Linked DNA regions of Homo sapiens: region 2 is linked to region 1. Evidence: chromatin contacts called from ENCODE Hi-C or POLR2A ChIA-PET data. All regions are on one chromosome and are shown on one strand. Each heading gives the region's core, a stretch centred on a gene start or an enhancer-like site at or near the end of the contact. The rest is flanking DNA. Distances are from core to core; before and after follow the strand shown. Region 1 overlaps CRLF3 (cytokine receptor like factor 3). Region 2 holds the start of RNF135 (ring finger protein 135).

Region 1 (3,294 bases), core at 343-2,842:
TTAAAACAGTTGCTTTGGGGTTATATTCAGCTGTAGTGGAAACTTTGTAAGTTTTGTTTTTTATTATTTATTTATTATTTTTTTTTGAGGTGGAGTCTTGCTCTATTGCCCAGGCTGGAGTGCGATGGCACTATCTTAGCTCACTGCAACCTCCGCTTCCCGGGTTCAAGTGATTCTCCTGCCTCAGCCCAGTAGCTGGGACTACAGGCGTGCACCACTACGCTTGGGTAATTTTTGCATTTTTAGTAGAGACGGGGTTTCACCATGTTGGCCAGGCTGGTCTCGAACTCCTGACCACCTGATCTTGTGATCCACCTGCCTGGGCCTCCCAAAGTGCTGGGATTACAGGCATGAGCCAATGTGCTCAGGCCAAAACTTTGTAAGTTTTAATGGTCTGTTACATTAAAGGTTTTAGTGGCAGATTATTTCAAAATATTATTGATCAACATAAACAATGTATATTACAGTTTCCTGTTTGAAATCTTGTCTGTCATTTGTATTCTTAAATCTATTTTGTTACAAATCACCACAGTTGTTTTTGCCTTGAATGACTAGGTAGCATTTGAAGCTGATTGGTTGTCCACCACACAATTCTTTACACAGGGACAGGAAATACTACGTGTTATACCAAGAAGTGTCTTTAGCCAATACATAATTTACAGATTTATCTGGGAGCTCTTTTAAAATAGTGTTCTATGGCCGAGCGCGGTGGCTCACACTTGTAATCTCAGCACTTTGAGAGGCCGAGGCAGGAGGATTGCTTGAGTCCAGGAGTTCGAGACCAGCCTGGGCCACATGATGAAAATCCGTCTCGACAAAAAATACAAAATATAGCTGGGTGTAGTGACACATGCCTGTGGTCCCAGCTACCTGGGAGGCTAAGGTGGGAGAATCACCTGAGCCCAGGAGTTCGAGGCCGCAGTGAGTTGTGATTGTACCACTGCTCTCCAGCCTGGACGACCAAGTGAGAACCTGTCTCAAAAAAAAAGTGTCCTGTAAGTACAAAACAGCATGGTGTAATGAAAGAGCATAGTCTTTGGAGTTAGACTGTTTCTGGCACTGCGAAGCCTTGGGTAAGTTGTCTTCTTTCTCTTCTTTGGTCCTCACTTTCTGAAAGTGCATTGTGAAGATTTATTGAGTTAACAGTGAACGCATGGAACCATTGGTACCACATCAAATATGAAGAAATTCACTCAGCAGTGGAGCTGCATTTTTAAATTAGTTTCATAAAGTCAAGCAAATGAACTTGATTAGTTACATGATTGGATTAAAGGTGACTAGGCTTTAAATCATGAAATATTTCAAGGAAAAGAAAATGATCCCATGGTGGTATCAAGTTTCAAATGGCAGTGGTTGGGATTCTATGAGCAAAAGGGACCAAATTTACAATGAGAGTACAGGAGGTGAATTTGGAAATTGAGTCTCATTTTTTTAGCCCTCTGTCTGTTTTGTGTTCACTTACTTCCTTTTTTCTGAGGTTCTGAAACAAAAACAAAACGTAGGCTCTGCAACAGCTGAAGGAGCTTTTGAATTCTTTCTGAAGAGGAAATTGACTTTACCTAACCAATGCACTTCCTGTGTATGCTATATCCGCTAAAGAGCAAGACAGGACCTCAGAGGCACAGTGCTCAACTGCAGAATTTCCTCTTGGCCATTCGAAATGTATTACAGCGTTCTGACACAAGGTCTTCACTTATTCTGGTATCTGTAATATGTATACAAAGCAACTGAGGGTCCTGTTAAAAATACAGATTTGGCCGGGTGCGGTGGCTCATGCCTGTAATCCCAGCACCTTGGGAGGCTGAGGCGGGCAGATCACAAGGTCAGGAGTTCGCGACCAGCCTGGCCAAAATGGTGAAACCCCGTCTCTACTAAAAATACAAAAAAATTAGCTGGGCTTGGTGGCGCATGCCTGTAATCCCAGCTACTAGGGGGGCTGAGGCAGGAGAACTGCTTGAACCTGGGAGGCGGAGGTTGCAGTGAGCCGAGTTGGCGCCACTGCACTCCAGCCTGGGCGACAGAGCAAGACTCAAAAAAAAAATATATATATATACAGGTTTGGCTGGGCGCGTTGGCTCACGCCTGTAATTCCAGCACTTTGGGAGGCTGAGGCAGAAGGATCACCTGAGGTCAGGAGTTCGAGACCAGCCTGACCAATATGATGAAACCCCATCTCTACTAAAAATACAAAAATTAGCCAGGCATGGTGGCATGCGCCTGTAATCCCAGCTACTCAGGAGGCTGAGACAGGAGAATCACTTGAACCCGGGAGGTGGAGGTTGCAGTGAGCCAAGATTGCTCCATTGCACTGCAGCCTGGGTAACAAGAGCAAAACTCCATCTCCAAAAAAAAAAAAAAAAAAAAAAAAAATATAGGTTCTAGGGGAGGAGGAGGAAAGAAAAAAAATTCATGTTCTGATTTAGCAGTTCTGGGTGGGGCCTGAGATTCTGAATTTCTAACAGTATCCCAGGGGTTGTGTTAAAATCATAAGGTATTCTCTCTTTGGTTCTTTTAGAAAGTTCTTTGAAACACACATGATTAACTGCGTTTTCACTCAACAGCATTTGTTTACCAGATGCTATGTAGATGAGGGCCCAGTTTGCAAAGATCTCATAGTTGAATGGTGAGCTGAATCAAGTGCAATTTGGGTTTATGGCCTTTCTTTCTTTTTAAAATTTTTACTTGGATTTATTTCACAGAAATTCTTTGGTAAATACAGAAATTAGTTAACAATTAATTTAGGATTTCTCTTTGTGATTTAAAGAATTATTTTACTAACTGCATAAATATTATTATAACTGCGTTAATGTCAAATGGAGAGAAAAGGGCTGGATGAGGTGGCTCACGCCTTATCCCAGCACTTTGGGAGGCTAAGGTGGGTGGATCACCGGAGATCAGGAGTTCAAGACCAGCTTGGCGAAACTTTGTCTCTACTAAAAATACAAAAATTAGCCAGGCGTGGTGGCATGCGCCTGTAATCTCAGCTACTCAGGAGACTAAGGCAGGAGAATCTCTTGAACCCAGAAGGCAGAGGTTGCAGTGAGCCGAGATTGCGCCACTGCACTCCAGTCTGGGCCACAAGAGTGAAACTCTGTGTCAAAAAAAAAAAAAAAAAAAAAAAAAAAAAAAAGGAAAGAAAATTGTTTCTATGGTCTGCCCACCCAGTAAATGATACTGCTCTTTTTCTGTTTTAGTCCTTGGGCATGGGCATTTTTTGTTTTTACATGGTCGTGAACATTGCTGGGAAACAATATTGTATTCTGCTTTTTAAATTTAGAGAGAATTTAGAGAATA
Region 2 (3,294 bases), core at 316-2,815, 160 kb before region 1:
AAACTCAGATACAGAAAGTAGCTTAGATGTGAGCAGGGGCTAGAGGGAGGAGAAATGAGGAGTTACTGCTTAATGAGTACAAAGTTTCTGTTTATGATGATGAAACAGTTTTGGAAACAGAAGTGATAGTTGCACAACAGGAAATGTAACTAATTTGTCACTGAATTGTACACTTAAAAATGGTTAAAATAGGCGGGGCGCGGTGGCTCACACCTGTAATCCCAGCACTTTAGGAAGCCGAGGCGGGCAGATCACGAGGTCAGAAGATCGAGACCATCCTGGCTAACAACGGTGAAACCCCGTCCCTATTTTTTAAAAAAAGAAAAAAACATACAAAAAATTAGCCAGGCGTGGTGGCGGGCGCCTGTAGTCCCAGTTACTCGGGAGGCTGAGGCAGGAGAATGGCGTGAACCCGGGAGGCGGAGCTTGCAGTGAGACAAGATGGCGCCACTGCACTCCAGCCTGGGCCACAAAGCAAAACTCCGTCTCAAAAAAATAAAAGGTTAAAATGAGGCCAGGCGCTGTGGCTCATGACTGTAATCCCAGCACTTTGGGAGGCCGAGGCGGACGGATCATCTGTGGTCAAGAGTTTGAGACTAGCCTGGCTAACATGTCGAAACCCCGTCTCTACTAAAAATACCAAAATTAGCCGGGCGTGATGGCGCACGCCTGTAATCCCAGCTACTCTCGAGCCTGAAGCAAGAGAATCACTCGACCCTGGGGGGCGGAGGTTGCAGTGAGCCGAGATCACGCACGCCATTGCACTCCATCCAGCCTGGGCGACAGAGCGAGACTCCGTCTCAAAGAAATAAAGAAAAAGGTTAAAATGGCCAGTTTTAATGTTATATAGATCTTACCACAATTTTACAAGTTTCAGAGAAAGAGACCGAAGATCGATTGGGAAGAAGTTGAAATATGCCAAGCTGTGTAACAGCTAAGTTGACAAGCTTTCGGAAGATGGGGAATTTGTTTTTTTCTACTTCTTCATACTTTTATGAACTTTCCAAAGTGCCTCCGAAGAGCGGAACTCGACTTTTAGACTGAGAAAAGGAACGTAAAAGTAGAACGGCTGAGGAAAGGGGTTCGAGCCACATGGGAAAGGGTCAGGCGGCGGGCAGCCCGGGGGAGCCAGGGGAGCTGCGGGCCCGGCCTCCCTACCCGCTGCAGTTCCGGGCGGCGCCGGGGCCTCGCGGCCGCGCTGGAGAGGGAACTGGAGCCCGGGCAGGGGCAGTGGGCAGGGTCGGAGCCCGCCTGTATCTCGCGTGCGGCGCGGCGGTACTTGTCGGCCAGGTCCTGCAGTAGCGTGTTCTTCCGCAGGTGCGGCTGCTGCGCGGCGCCCTGGCGGCAAGTGGGGCAGGCCCAGCGGCGGGCGTCGCGGGCGCCCCACAGGGCCTCCAGGCAGTGGCGGCAGAAGCTGTGGCCGCAGGGCAGCGTGGCGGGCCAGTCCAGCAGCCCCTGGCAGATGATGCAGCCGAGGTCGTCCTCGGCCAGCCACACGGGAACGGCGGAGCCCAGGCCCAGGCCCGCCATGGCCAACAGGCGGCCGGGGCGCGGACGTCGGGGTTGAGCCGGGCGAGTCTCCTCAGGCTCCTCCCTCGCCCTTCCTCTTCCCCTTGCCCTCCTCCTTTTCTCGGCCGCCTTTTCTCCTCCTTCCTTGGCGCCACCCCGTCTCCTTCCTCCGATCCTGCTGAAAACAGACTTAGAGCCTCCAGTGCCCAGCTGGAAAGACAGAGCTGACCTTCAGTGGCGGCCTCTTGCCCTGGGAAACCAACATGCCGCGAGCTGCTAGAAACCCGCGGAGGTCTCCAAGATTCCCTTTAGCTGGATGTCCCTCCATTAAGATGCAGCACCGTTGGATGTCTTCGTCCGTTGGCTTAAAAAAAAATAAACAACAAAAAAGATGCAACACCGACAACTCTTGGGAGGAGAGGACTCCATTCAGCAGCTTATTTATGAGAATGAGCCCACGAAGTGTCATCCAGCTCCTCTAACAAGTAGCAGGGGATTAAAGATCACCGATGCACAGCCACAGGGAGCGTCCTCAAAAATGCTGATGTTCGGCCCCGCTCGCAGGGAGTCTGATTTCATTGTCTTGGGTGGAGCACGGGTATTTTGTAAAACCTCCCCCAGGTGATTCTGACGCGCATTCAAGGTTGAGTGAGCGAACCCTTGGCTTTTTAACTCGCAGGTATAATGCAGAGTTGTGCGCTGTGTCCTTACCGCCTTCTGCGGGATGTAAGCGCGTTTCCCAACAGACACTCGGACAAAATTCTAGAAAGTGTTTTCCTGAGAAGGCTCACTCACTCACTCACTTCGCATCCCAGTCCTAAACGCATTGCAACCAGAAAATGTTAGAGCTAAAAGAGCACCACGTCCTCCCAGATGACCCAAAGAGGTTAAAAAAAAAAAAAAGAGAAAAAAGAAAAACTTGCAGGCTCTCATGGTAACAATGAAGCGTCAGAGACTAAAACCCACAACTCCCCAATCTGTTGAAATGAACTAACAACGTCTCATGCTTTACTTTATCCTTTCTGGCCTGGGCTCAAAGTAGGTATCAGATAATACAAGTTTGTAGCCGACCTTTGGATCACTTGAAGTCAGGAGTTCAAGACCAGCCTGGCCAACATGGTGAACCCTCATCTCTACTGAAAATACAAAAAGAAAAGAAAAGAAAAGCCAGGCGCCCTGGCGCATGCCTGTAATCCCAGCTACTTGGGAGGCTGAGGCAGGAGAATCTCTTGAACCCGGGAGGCGGAGGTTTCAGTGAGCCAAGACTGCGCCACTGCACTCCAGCCTGGGCGACATAGGGAGACTCCGTCTCAAAAAAAAAAAAAAAAAAAAAAAGAAAAAAAAGAAAGAAAAGAAAGAAAAAAAAGCGTTTGTGGTTATTTCTAATACTGGAAGTGTCATGGAGTAGGCAGCGCTGCTCATCAACGTTTCCAGTGCTTTCCCTTTCTGGGCACATGGTAGGACTGGCACTTCCCTGACCCACTTGAAACACACAGAGGTAATATGTTACTTCCCACCAGCTTTAAAGGCGACTGAGCCGGCCATTGTATCCCTTTCTGCCAGCTGCCCCAATTATGGAGATGAAACCATCATCCGGTGACCTGGGTCACTGAGTGGCTAAGATGAGCAGACTCCCTGCCAACGCACCCTAGGATACGTAGTAAGAGGGAGAAGAAAACTAGGATGTATTCAGCTTACTGAGATTTAGTGGGTGTGTGCTGCTACAGCATAACCTAGCCTATCCTGACTGATGTATTACCTGGATCTTGTTCTAGAATCTCCGCA

The links. Hi-C counts contacts between places; a loop is a spot of excess contacts on that map. ChIA-PET counts read pairs that join two places held with the same protein, here RNA polymerase II (POLR2A). Pooled maps may share reads with other maps.
Region 2: a map of B cell shows a loop between it and region 1 (8-fold over the local background). The contact joins the promoter of RNF135 here to the enhancer-like site in region 1. A Hi-C loop is called at or near these places in 1 of 168 maps with a recorded cell type or tissue (B cell) and 4 of 50 pooled maps. POLR2A ChIA-PET finds 5 or more read pairs at or near these places in 5 of 52 experiments (H1, activated B cell, activated CD4-positive, alpha-beta T cell and 2 more).

What each region holds. Positions count from the first base shown.
Region 1 is chr17:30,807,354-30,810,647 of GRCh38, reverse strand. All of the region lies in intron 1 of CRLF3 (cytokine receptor like factor 3), which reads left to right. Among named protein-coding and RNA genes, the nearest start is that of CRLF3, 16 kb to the left of the region's middle. Within about 2 kb of position 1,592, at least 8 of the 41 ENCODE cell types and tissues checked have a DNase peak (open chromatin) inside an H3K27ac peak, as active enhancers do; they include B cell, where a contact is called at or near this core.
Region 2 is chr17:30,969,310-30,972,603 of GRCh38, reverse strand. RNF135 (ring finger protein 135) reads right to left here and starts at 1,565. Exons shown (of 5, transcript NM_032322.4): 1 at 1,159-1,565. The coding sequence starts at 1,530. RefSeq lists enhancers at 750-999, 1,028-1,589, 1,690-1,939, 1,590-2,151, 2,220-2,279 and 1 more and a silencer at 1,070-1,609.